Regions from separate parts of the Homo sapiens genome. Here region 2 is linked to region 1. The links are chromatin contacts, found by Hi-C or POLR2A ChIA-PET in ENCODE. All regions are on one chromosome and are shown on one strand. Each heading gives the region's core, a stretch centred on a gene start or an enhancer-like site at or near the end of the contact. The rest is flanking DNA. Distances are from core to core; before and after follow the strand shown.

Region 1 (6,454 bases), core at 3,955-6,454:
ACAGAATTCCAGCGGCCAGCAGTCCGGCCGAGAGTATGGTGACTCCATGATCATCAGGAATGGAGGCTTTTCAGTCTTTCTGCTTCTCTGTCCTCAAGCTCACCTCCTGGTCCGAAATAGCTGCTGGAGATCCAGCCATCACATTCACATTTCAGGCAGGAATTAGAAGAATGGGAAGAGGAGCGTAAGAGTGAGTGGTGGCTGTTTGTCTGCCTTTTAAGGCACTTTCCTGGGAACCTCTCTTGACAGTTTCTGTTTTTATCTCCTTAGTCACCTCGAGGTATAAGAGAGGCTGGGAAATGCAGTATTTTATCTGGGTGTATGGCCACCTCAAGTAAAATAGGGGCTCTGTTACAAGGAAAAATAGAAGAATTGATATTGCGTAGGCAGCTAGTGGCCTCTGGCACAGCCTTTTCCAACGACTCCAACCCATCTTGCGGTTCTTAGAGCGGGCCCCACACGGCACAATTGTCTTATTATTATGCCATCTATTAATTTATTGAGTCAGTAAACAAATAACAACGGAGCCACGGCCCTGTGCAAGGCAGTAGCCTTTTACATGTTTACTGTGAAGAGCTGCTCTCAAACTGAGTGGTTAGCTGACTCCTGGAAAGCGGGGACCGTCGTTTAGACCCCTTTTCTCTCCCACAACAGTATCTTTCACAGGGCTGGGCTCATGGCCGGCACTCGATAAGTTCCTGGTTGATTTTAGAATAGTCACGAATGAGAAGTTCAGTGAAAAAAATACATTCCCTGCCTTGGTTTACTGTGCTGGAAAATGCTGGTTGTGTAAGGTTCGTTTTTAGCTTGTTCTGGTTTTGAGGAACCCATTGCAAGGAGGGTGGGGAGTGGGTCACCTCCAAACATCAGGGCTGTGTTGTAGTCACAGGGACTCGTCGTCCAGGTGTTGGGGCAGATTTGGCTGTTTTGGAAACTGGGCTCTGTATACCATACTAGAATCATAAGCAGAAATCCCCGTGACCACCTGACTTTGCACCACCGCTCTGTGTAGCTGTATTTACACCACGTGAGTCTGTCCTGTTATTTCTGCACCGCGTAGCTGCAGAGTAAATCTGCAAGTCTTTCCGCAGCGATCCTGTTCCTGTCTTCCCATTCGACGCTCGCTACAGTCGGCCTGAGATAACACTGTCTGAGGGGAGGCTGCCTGGACCTCACGTCGCGTTTTTCAACTGCTGAGAAAAATGATTACTTTAAATTTTTTTTTTTTTTAGACGGAGTCTCGCTCTGTCGCCCAGGCTGGAGTGCAGTGGTGTGATCTTGGTTCACTGCAAGCTCTGCCTCCGGGATCCACACCATTCTCCTGTCTCAGCCTCCCGAGTAGCTGGGACCACAGGCGCCCGCCACCACGCCCGGCTAATTTTTTGTATTTTGAGTAGAGATGGGATTTCACCATGTTGGCCAGGCTGGTGTCGATCTCCTGACCTCGTGATCCGCCCGCCTCCGCCTCCCAAAGTGCTGTGATTACAGGCGTGAGCCACCGCGCCCGGCCACTTTAAAATTTTTATTGACACAGAGCTGGGAAGGAACTAGAGTATAAAGATACTCCAGTACCTACTCTCTGCAAAGCACTAGGTCAAGTGCTTTACCTACGCTGTCACGTTGAATTTTTAGAACAGCCTCCTATTGGGCAGATGGGGAGACTGAGGCTCTGACTGGTCCACCAGCAAGCCCAAGATCTCTTAGTGCTAAGTGGTGGGGTTATTCTTTCCTCAGTTTTAAAAATCAATTATTTTATTTTATTTTTTTGGGGCATGGAGTCTCGCTGTGTCGCCCAGGCTGGAGTGCAGTGGGGCAATCCCGGCTCACTGTAACCTCCGCCTCCTGGGTTCAAGCAATTCTCCTGCCTCAGCCTCCTGAGTAGCTGGGATTACAGGCGAGGGCCACTGTGCCTGGCTAACTTTTGTATTAGTCTGAGATTTTAATGGGAGGCTGGTCACATAGGCACATCGTGCTATACAACCAGCCATGGCAAGAAAAAATAAGGACCGCAAAAATGAAATAAATCCAGATGCACATCATCAGTCTTGACGGCTTATGCAAAGGAAAATGATCAGCCTTACAGGATGGTTCATTGCTGCAGGTGCAAGGTTATTAAATCACTAACATAGTGAGAAGGATCCTCCTTGTCACCCATGAGCCAGGTGTGTGAGGCCATGGCTGGGCGTGGTGGCTCACACCTGTAATCCCAGCACTTTGGGAGGCCAAGGCAGGCGGACCATTTGAGCTCAGGAGTTTGAGACCTGCCTGGTCAACATGGTGAAACCCCATCTCTACTAAAAAAAACAAAAATTATCCAGGCGTGGTGGCAGGCACCTGTAATCCCAGCTACTCGAGAGGCTGAGGCAGGATAATTGCCTGAACCCAGGAGGCAGAGGTTGCAGTGAGCCGAGATCGCGCCACTGCACTCCAGCCTGGACAACAGAGTGAGACTCTGTTACAAACAAACAAACAAACAAACAAACAGATAGAAAAGGATACTAGAATTAAGCACCATGCAAACCTATTGTGTTCCTGATGTCATTGACCTAGTAGTATATTAACTTCATTTGTGAGGGTGGAAGGCCTAAAGATCTGATTGCTCAGCTCTCTGAAAAACGCGATTTCCTTGGGGATTTTGCACATTTGGAATGTATAAGGAATTCAGAGAAGTCTAGAAGTACACTGCAGTTTTCCAAGGTCTCTGTTCACTGGACTTGGGGGCCCATCTTGGTGACCTACTCATCACTTACAGCATTATTTCAAATCATAAAGAACAGACTCATCGGCCAAAGTTTGAAATCGTCCATTTGTAATTTGGGGACAGCTGACTATAATGAGATGGTTTTGGCATGCCGAATGTTGAGCAGAAGTGTAGGTTACACACATACTTTAATCAGTATGTTCCCATGAGACTAAGGATCATTCTTCTCATTCTATATTAACAAGTCTAGAGACATTGAGTCACTGGTCTGTAGTCACACAGCTCACAAAGGACAGAGCCAGGATTGGAACACAGCTCTTTCTGGGGCCAAAGTTATTCTCTACTCCAGCTCACCACTAACTGTTAACCTCTCCAGACTATAGCTTTTCACTTTAAAATAAGGTGACTGGACTAGATAATTTTCCCGACAGACCTAAATTTTATGGACGCCAGTAAGTTAAATGAGCTGGGACTACGTACCAAGTAAGGTTAAGAGCCTGGCTTTGAATCAGAGAAACTGGGTTTGGATCCAGGCTGTAGCCACTTGTTATTTTGTGTCCTTAACCAAGTTAATTCACCTGTCTATAAGCTTATTTTCTTTTCTATACAATGGGGATCATTGTACCTCACTTGGTGTTGCAAAGGTTAAATGAAATAATGTAGCATGGGGTCCGGCATGTGGTGAGCTCCGTATAAATGAAAACAGCTACTGGTGTGATGATCAAGAGCATGCTGTCCGAGGTAGCGGATTACTTGAAGTCAGGAGTTCGAGGCCAGCCTGGCCAACATGGTGAAACCCCGTCTCCACTAAAAATACAAAAATTAGTCGGGCGTGGTAGCACGTTCCTGTAATGCCAGCACTTTGGGAGGCCGAGGCGGGCGGATCACCTGAGGTCAGGAGTTCAAGACCAGCCTGGCCAACATGGTGAAACCCCGTCTCTGCTAAAAATACAAAAATTAGCTGAGCATGGTGGCACGTGCCTGTAATCCCAGCTACTCAGGAGGCTGAGGCAGGAGAATCGCTTGAACCTGGGAGGTGGAGGTTGCAGTGAACTGAGATTGCACCACTGCACTCCAGCCTGGGCCACAGAGCAAGACTCCGTCTCAAAAAAACAAAACAAAATAAATAAGAGCACGCTGTCTAGGACCACATTGCCTGGGTTCGATTCACGGCTCTGCCACTTAACTGCTATGTGACCTTGAGCAAATTCCTCAACCTTTTTGCACCTCAGTGTTTATATTTGTAGGCTAGGGGACGATGATAATATAATATCAATAGTCAAGTAAGTTGGCGTGAAGGTTAAATAAGTCAATATGTATATAACATACCTTGAACCAGACCTGACACATGGTAACCACTCAGTACGTGTTGGTTAATTTTATGATTATCCCCACTGTTACTAGTTTGGCCATGCTTCTTGCTGAAATAGACTATAAAGGTGAAACATGGTATCTTGCTCATCTTGTTGCCTGGTCATAACCTTAATTGAAACTGAAAATCCTGTAATTTGAATAATCCAAGAGCTGGAACAGCGAAGCATCCAATTACAGACGCGTCACGGCTGCAGCCTTGGGGGGGACGGTGAGGCGGCCGCACTGTGCTCTGGGGTTGGGGTCCTATTACGGAGAAAGCCTCGTTTTGTAGGCAGCTGCCTCGCCTTCTGTTTGGCTGCATAATTGCGCCTTTCCGTTTTATTTTAAAGCATCTTGAGGAATCCAGAGCCCACTCCTGCTGACAGCAGGGAAAGCCGCCGCATGTCCCATCTCTAATGAGCCTCCATGATGCTCTGTGGCCCCACCTAGGCAGCAGGCTGGGCTGGCATCCGCTGGCTCTCTGAGCACAGCTCACCATGCTGGGCTTCATTATGGGGCTCCCTGAACACCCCTAGGATCCCCCCACGCCTGTCCTCATTGTCTCAGAGGGCACAGAGTGGCTTCCTGAATGCCGAGCTTGTTGGTAACCTTTGTGGGCTGGCAGTGAGCACGCAGAAATTAATTATTCATATCAATGGGCTGAAGGAGCTGTTGTTCACTGAGGTGACTCCCCTTTGGCCACCAGACCCAGAGTTCCCCAGGGTCTTTAGACAGGCAGAGGACAGCGCAGTCCTTAGAGACAGCTGCAACAGCAGGGTGGCACGTGGCCGGCCCCAGGCTAAGTGCAGTCTGCTGATGTGCTTTGTTTGGGCTACAGAGGGTTAAAACAAAATTGGATCCATTTAAAACCAGGTTTTACCTAGCAATCTGGATTTCTGGATTTTCTTGAAAGATGGGAAGATGGGCAATGTGAATGGGAGGCATTAGTTAGAGCCGACGGGCCCCTTCAGGCTGGACGTGATTTTGCCAATGGCGTCAGCTTTCCTCTGGCCCCTTTCTCCACTTCTGACGTGAGAGGAGTGAGTCTAGTGCAGGGAACAGAGGAAGACTCGGAGCTGGGTTTGCGGCTGCCTCTGCTACTCACTCCTGCGTGACTCTAGGCAAATGACACAGCCCCTGTGGGCCCCGCTCTCCTCCTCTGGAGCAGGGGGTTATAACAGCTTCCCTACCTCGCAGATTTGTGAGAACTGAGCAAGTTGATATAAGGGCTGAGCCTGGCACATAGTAAGTTCTATTTAGGTGTTCAGTTTCTTTCTTTTTTTTTTTAGTATTTATTGATCATTCTTGGGTGTTTCTCGGAGAGGGGGATTTGGCAGGGTCATAGGACAATAGTGGAGGGAAGGTCAGCAGATAAACAAGTGAACAAAGGTCTCTGGTTTTCCTAGGCAGAGGACCCTGCGGCCTTCCGCAGTGTTTGTGTCCCTGGGTACTTGAGATTAGGGATTGGTGATGACTCTTAACGAGCACGCTGCCTTCAAGCATCTGTTTAACAAAGCACATCTTGCACCGCCCTTAATCCATTTACCCTGAGTGGACACAGCACATGTTTCAGAGAGCACGGGGGTTGGGGGTAAGGTCACAGATCAACAGGATCCCAAGGCAGAAGATTTTCTCCCAGTACAGAACAAAATGGAGTCTCCTATGTCCACCTCTTTCTACACAGACACAGCAACAATCCGATTTCTCCTTCTTTTCCCCACATTTCCCCCTTTTCTATTCGACAAAACCGCCATCGTCATCATGGCCCGTTCTCAATGAGCTGCTGGGTACACCTCCCAGACGGGGTGGCGGCCGGGCAGAGGCTGCACTCTGGGCACTTTGGGAGGCCAAGGCAGGCGGCTAGGAGGTGGAGGTTATAGTGAGCCGAGATCACGCCACTGCACTCCAGCCTGGGCACCATTGAGCACTCAGTGAACGAGACTCCGTCCGCAATCCCGGCACCTCGGGAGGCCGAGGCTGGCAGATCACTCGCGGCTAGGAGCTGGAGACCAGCCCGGCCAACACAGCGAAACCCCGTCTCCACCAAAAAAATACGAAAACCAGTCAGGCATGGCAGCGCGCGCCTGCAATCGCAGGCACTCGGCAGGCTGAGGCAGGAGAATCAGGCAGGGAGCTTGCAGTGAGCCGAGATGGCAGCAGTACAGTCCAGCTTCGGCTCGGCATCAGAGGGAGACCGTGGAGAGAGAGGGAGAGGGAGAGCTCTTTCTTTTCTTTTTTTTTTTTTTGAGACAGAGTCTTGCTCTGTCACCCAGGCTAGAGTGTAGTGGGGAGATCTAGGCTCACTGCAATCTCTGCCTCCTGGGTTCAAGTGATTCTCCTGCCTCAGCCTCCTGAGTAGTTGGGACTACAGGCACACACCATCACGCCTACCTAATTTCT
Region 2 (6,255 bases), core at 2,531-5,030, 280 kb before region 1:
CTTAGGACTTGCCTTAGGTCCCATGTCCTCCCTGACCACTGATGGCCTGACTCCCCCTCACAGGTGGGGCTGCGGGACGTTAATGACTACGTGTCCTATGCCTGGGTCGGGGACAGCAAGGTCTCCTGCAGCGACAACCTGAACCAGGTACGTCACCAGCACCAGGTACATCACCAGCAGGCAGGCCTGCCTCAGCACTCCTGTCTTGTGGAAGGAACAGAGTGCTGAATAACTTGTCACTCAGAGCTGGGTGGAGCCCAGAGCCCTGGAGCTGACCCCAGTCCTGTCCATCCCCCTCCAGGTTTACATCGACATCAGCAATATCCCTACCACTGAAGATGAGTTTCTCCTCTGTTACTACAGCAACAGTCTGCGTTCTGTGGTGGGGATAAGCAGACCCTTCCAGGTAAGCAGTGCTGGTGAGGGAAGGGGAAGGGTGAGGGCTTGAGCTCATCACTGGCTCCCTGAGGCCCAGGCCTGGGAGCCAGCCGGTACATGAGGGGCCGCTGCAGTGCAGGAACGGGGGTGATGGAAAGCACGGAGGAAGACCCGCTCTCCATTTCCACCACCTGCTTTATCCCTGCAGATCCCGCCTGGCTCCTTGAGGGAGGACCCACTGGGTGAAGCACAGCCACAGATCTGAGCCAGGATGGGAGTGAATCCCAGGCGGAGGCCAGAGCTGGCAGCCAGCTCTGCCTTTCCACTGCCGGGAGTGCTGGGGGCCCAGCCTGGCCCCCTGAAGAGACAGCCAAGTGTCGTCCACATACTCCTCCCAGAGTGAGCTCTAACCAGGCTCATTTGCTCTCTCCACTACTCATCTCTGGAATTAGCCGCTTAAATACAGGTTTTTGTTGCTGAGATGTGAGTGAAACCAGCTAGTGTGTCAACAGTGAAGACCTGGGGACAGTTCTGCGTCTCATTTCTGGATTCCTACCCCCTCTTCTAGTCTTGCCCAAGTAGTCCTGCCAGGCACATGCCCCATTTGGCACAGGCCTGCATTCTTGTCGTGCCGTCCTGGGCCTCAGGCTGTCTGGGAGGGGAGATGCTCACATTTGTACAGGCTACATAGACTGGTGCAAGCAGTGCTGGATTCCAGGAGTCTTGGCATCTCATAGCTTGTCCCCGTGAGGAGTGAGCAGAGGGTCTGGGATTTCTGCTTTCAGCAAAAGCAGTCTGACTCAGTGGGCAGAATGGAGGGGCCCCTCTAGCCAGGCTCTTACGCCATGGTTATGAGCAGGTTGATGAGGGTCCTTCGGCCAGCACAACCTTCCTCCCTACTCACGGCATGGAGTCTGACTGCATGGAAGTTCCAGATCCTGACAGAGAGAACTGGGAAGGATCCAGGTTCGCTTCCGTTGGTAGCTTGAGTCCCATGCCTCCACCCTGCCATCTGAGGAAGGGGTGACAAGTGGTCAAGGAGCTGTGGCCACAGACTTTTCCAGGGTGGTCCTTGGCAGGTGAGGTGCGTCTGTGCCACCCTTGTCAGGAGCCATTGACGACGGGCCCCCCCTGGACCCCCCGGGACCTCAGAGTGGGGGCAGGCAGAAGGGAGAACCAGCTCAAGACATTTTGGAGGATCTGGCCCTGGGGTTCTTCAGAGAACACCCTCTAGGGGCTTTGGGGACATGGCCTGTCCCCACATCCAGCACTTGCCTCCGCCATGGTCACTCGGCAGCCCTTTTCCCAGGAGAAGACACCTCTGGGAGCCTGCTCAGTGCTTGTCCTGCCATCCTGTGTCCTGGGACTGAGGGTTACTCCAGTTGCTCTGTGTTGCATACTCTCCCCCGCAAGCCTGTGTATGAAGAATTGTCCCCTGGCTTCCAGCAGGCCATGGCTGGCTGTTTTGTGACTGTTACATTGTGCAGGGGTAATTATTAGCGTGGCTTTTACACTTGCGTGTGACTGATGATTGGGGGGTGGGGGTACGGTGATGGGCCTGGGACTAGCTGTAGATTCCAGGAACAGGGACCCTGTAGATCCCAACTAGACTTCTGTGTCTGAGATTTGCAGAAGTGGCCAGGACTGGGGCTAGGATGAGGTTCTAGAATGGTGAGCCTCTGGGGCCCTAACCAGGTGGAGCATGCCATCTATGCCGGTGGCCGCTTAATGTACTCTGTTAAGTCAAATGAGCTCTTGTTCATCCCTCCTGACCCGCTGCTCTGCATACCCTGGTGTTGAGCCTTCTGCCTGCGTTAACCAGTCCAGAATGCCACCATCTTCTCTTTCTGCCCCACTTCTCCTCAGCCCCTTCTTGCTGAGTTTTCCCCCATGGTAACCTATCCCTGCCCCCAACACATATACCTAGGGACCTCCAAAGCCCTCACTTGCCCACCTGTTCCTTCTCACATGCACAGCCATCACGAGGGTTACTGCATGGCACCCTTCATTGGGCAGATGGGAAAGCCAAGGCTCAGAGAAGTGGTACAGTCTCTTCAAAGTTCCAGGCACCTGTGGTTTCCCACAGGACCAGAAACAGGAATGGGGTCTGAACCCACCCGCAGAGCGGTCTCAGTAGTCTGTAAAATACAGATGATGTCCCTATTCTCAAGATTACTGTGGGAGAACAATTGCAGAAAGTGTATCGCACTAGACCCGCCTCCCCGTTCTGATTAATGCGGCCCCGGGGCTTGACCCCAGGGGTCCCCCCACATGCTCACCTCCCCCGTGGTGAACTGAGGTCGCCACACACCCAGCCTCCTGTGTGGGAGGGGTGAGCCCAGCAGTGATTGAGAGGCGGAAAGGGGAATGGGGGGTGCTCTCCGTCCTCTGGGCCCCAGTCAGGATATGGCCGTTCTGGGTCCACCCCGACCCACTGGGTGGAAACAGGAAATAAGTGAGACCTGGTGTGCACTGGGTCTACGCCTGGCTCCACGGCTGATAAGGGCCATTGTGTGGCCGCCGGGGATGAGCCTGCTCTGGATAGATGTGCTTCCCGGAGGAAGGAAGGAAGGCTTGCTAGCTTTTCCGGGGCGGGGGAAGCTGTGGGGAGAGAGAAGGGTGCCGGGGGGAAGGCCCCTGCCTATGGGGCTGTCGGTGCCAGCACACACCCACGGGACTCAGCCCTTCCTATGCCAGCCTCTCCCTCTGGAAAGGTCTGTTTCCCCTATCCACTTCCCTGTTCTTACTTCCTATAAGGAATGGCTGGAGACTGGAGGGCTCAGTCTCAGGCCAGGAAAGTGTCAGCTGTGATTTAGCAACAATAAAAATAGAAAAGCAGGAACATCAGGGGTGGGGGTCACCTGGGGGTACTGTTGAAACGCAAGGGATGAACAGGGCTAGAGGTTGCCCACACCCAGGGAACCCAGGAACTAACCTCACAAGCTCTGAGGCTCAGAGGAGGGTAAGCCAAGAGCTTCCTCACAGCGGGACAGCCCCCTGTCCGGGCCCTGCATGACCAGGCCCCAGCAGCCCTGGTCTCTCAAACTCATGGTGGGGGCTCACCTGCTGTGGGGGGCAGCCCCGTTGAGGGGATGTGCAGGAAAGCCAGTGCCTACTAACGGGTCCTCTTGGCCTAGGGGAGGGCATGCCGTCTGGTTTGGGGAGTGGGCCCCGTGCTCTCTAGGTGGTACCAGAGAGTGGGCAGGAGGAGGGGCCCAGCCATAGAGCTGCCGTGGGGATGGGGGGAAGGGGAAAGGCGTCCTAGCCTTTGACCTGGAGCCCAGGGTCCCCCATGGGTGGCTGCATCGGCTCCTCTGGTTACCTGGGACAACAGGCATTTCCTCCATCCCCAGCCCCTCCTCTTCCTGCTCCAACCATCCGGGCCAAGAGGCCTCCCAGTCAGACCTGGACGGCTCCAGCCGTGTCCTGAGGAGCTGGACCAGCCACATCCCCTGGGGCTGCAGTTGAAGCAGAACCAAGTGGCCATCCCGGCGTTAGACCGTAGGTTCCTGGTCCCGGAGTGGTCGGAGCCCGCCAGTGGGCAGGCAGCTCTTGCTCACAGGCCGCGGTGCCCAGGCCGCTGGCTCTCCGCAGGGCGGAATGGCGCTGCAAGTGGAGCTGGTACCCACCGGGGAGATCATCCGCGTGGTTCATCCCCACAGGCCCTGCAAGCTTGTAAGCTGGGATGCTCTGGGCTGGGAGGAGGGTGGGAGCGTCTCCCCAAGGCCGGGCAGCCCCTCTCAGGCGAGCCCTCGGGCAAGAGCTGAGCAGCGGGGAGGGGTTCCGATCCTTGGCGGGGCCAGAACAGACTGAACAAGACGGGGTGAGTGGAAGAGTAAGGATGCAAGGGCCACTAGCAGCAGGATTTTTGGAAGTGGAGGTCTGGGCTTGACTCTTCCCCGGCTTCCCGAACCTCAGTGGGCAGAACCGTGAATACTGGGCACAAAAGGCAAGTGCCGGCTGCTGTGAGGTCGAAGGACCAGGGCATGGAAGCTCCAGGCTCAGTCAACGCCCCGCTCCTCTCCAGTCCGCAGGGCTGGGACCGCCCAAGACTCAGAACAGAAGGACGGTGTGGGAGGTGGGTGAAGGGTCACGGGTGGGTAGAAACGGGGGAGCGCGGCCCTGGCCCGGCCCGCAGGAAGGGGCTGGAGATGCAAAGGGCCCGGAGGAGGGAGAAAGTCGGGCGCCCCCACGCCCCCAGCAGCGCGGCGGGGAGCCGGGTCTTCGGCCGGAGGGGCGCGCGCGTGTTCGCTGTGGCCCCGGGAACGGGCCGAGGCGGGGGCCGCACGCACCGAGGCTTCGCGGACGCGGCCGGGGCTGAGGCGGGGCGGGGCGGGGCCGGAGGGTGCGCGGCCCTGCCCGGGATGACGACAGGCTGCGGCCCGGCCCCCGGCGGGCCCTGGGCGGGGAGAGTGCGCCCGGGCCGCGGATCCCCAAGCCCGCCACGCCGCCCAGCCCGGCCCCGCCCGCGCCGGAAGAGCCACGCCGGTGGGTACTCGGGGCGCGGGGACGGCGGCCGCGGGGGGCGGGTGTGGGGAGCGGGCGGCCGGGCCGGGAGCCGCCGTGCACGAGGCAGGGGTCACGGCCGGGGATCGCTGGGGCCGAAGAACGGCCGCGTGGACCCGTGCGGGGGGGGGGGGTCCCACGACCCGGAGGCGCCGGCGCAGCCTGGTGGAGACTTAGATTTACCTGCGGGGAGCGGGAGGCGGGGAAGAGCGGCCTGGGCTGCAGGACCCAGGACCCTGCGCGCCCTTCGGGCCCCGCCCGCAGCCCTGCTCCGCCTCTGGGTTCCGGAGAAGCCGCCTAAACCCGCCCCTTCCCGTTCTCCGCCCCTGGGGCCCAGCGCGCCCCGAGTGTGACGGGCGGGGGGCTCCGGGGTGGCCGGAGAAGGAGGATGGCCACGCGGCCCTCAGTCCTCACGCTCCGGCCTCCCGCGCACACGCCTGGCTCTGAGATTCATTCATTCATCCAGGGGTCCGGGAAGGGGTGACTGAGCCCCACCGTGTGCCTCGCTGCGTGTAGGGAGTGGGAGCCGTCTCCTGGGAGGGACTGACAAGGAAACAGCTGATTCCTGCGGGGTGCGATAAGGAGGCGCTGCGTGTTTGGGAGAATCAGGAAGGGGTTCTGGAGGAGGTGACACCTGAGCCGAGTCTCAGTGAGGTGGGCAGGGAGAGTGCCCCGGGCTGGGGAAGCCGCAGGTGCAGGCACTGAAGCTTGGACTGGCTGGCGACGGTGCGAAGGCCCCCTCCTGGGGGGAGGGGTGGGGGGAGAGGGGACTGGAGCGGGCCATCTGGCACATCGGAATGCAGGAGCAGTGGGGTAAACTGGGGACAGCAGGGGGGTCTCGGGAGTTCATAGGCAGGGTCCTGGTAAGCAGCAGTGAGTGTGAATCATGGGCCTGGCATATGGAGGGTGTCCTAAACCTTCACTCTATGAACATGAGGTGTTGATTTGATTTGTGTTGCCCCAGAGGAAATGGATTGGTAGGAGGAAGGCAAGGAGGCCAGTTAGGCTGCTGTCTTGGCCCAGGTAAGGAGCAGTGATGGAGGTGAGGTTTTTGTTTGTTTTTGTTGTTGTTTTGTTTTGTTTTGAGATGGAGTCTCGCTCTGTTGCCCAGGATGGAATGCAGTGGTGCGACCTCTGCTCACTGCAACCTCCACCTGCCGGGTTCAAGCTATTCTCCTGCCTCAGCCTCCTGAGTAGCTGGGATTACAGGTGTGTGCCACCGCGCCCAGCTAATTTTTTTTTTTTTTTAGTAGAGACGGGGTTTCACCGTGTTAGCCAGGATGGTCTCAATCTCCTGACCTTGTGATCCACCTGCCTAGGCCTACCAAAGTGCTGGGATTACAGGCCTGAGCCACCGCGCCCGGCCTGGAG

The links. A loop is a pair of places that touch in the nucleus more often than their neighbours do. ChIA-PET counts read pairs that join two places held with the same protein, here RNA polymerase II (POLR2A). Pooled maps may share reads with other maps.
Region 2: a loop to region 1 is called in a pooled map, with 2.1 times the contacts of the local background. The contact joins the promoter of MYO1C here to the enhancer-like site in region 1. A Hi-C loop is called at or near these places in 4 of 37 single-sample maps with no recorded cell type and 6 of 50 pooled maps. POLR2A ChIA-PET finds 5 or more read pairs at or near these places in 4 of 52 experiments (A673, BJ, Caco-2 and 1 more).

The regions. Positions count from the first base shown.
Region 1 is chr17:1,215,066-1,221,519 of GRCh38, reverse strand. It overlaps a transcript of ABR not described here. Among named protein-coding and RNA genes, the nearest start is that of ABR-AS1, 37 kb to the right of the region's middle. RefSeq lists enhancers at 832-1,331, 4,176-5,173. Within about 2 kb of position 5,204, at least 3 of the 41 ENCODE cell types and tissues checked have a DNase peak (open chromatin) inside an H3K27ac peak, as active enhancers do; they include GM12878, where a contact is called at or near this core.
Region 2 is chr17:1,490,211-1,496,465 of GRCh38, reverse strand. MYO1C (myosin IC) reads left to right here and starts at 3,780. Exons shown (of 32, transcript NM_001080779.2): 1 at 3,780-4,053. The coding sequence starts at 3,979. It overlaps LOC105371483 (a long non-coding RNA gene), which reads right to left and starts at 3,679. Exons shown (of 2, transcript XR_934145.4): 1 at 2,841-3,679; 2 at 1,772-2,516. It overlaps INPP5K (inositol polyphosphate-5-phosphatase K), which reads left to right. Exons shown (of 12, transcript NM_016532.4): 10 at 64-147; 11 at 302-406; 12 at 587-1,889. The coding sequence ends at 643. RefSeq lists silencers at 4,525-4,924, 5,005-5,444 and an enhancer at 4,729-5,448.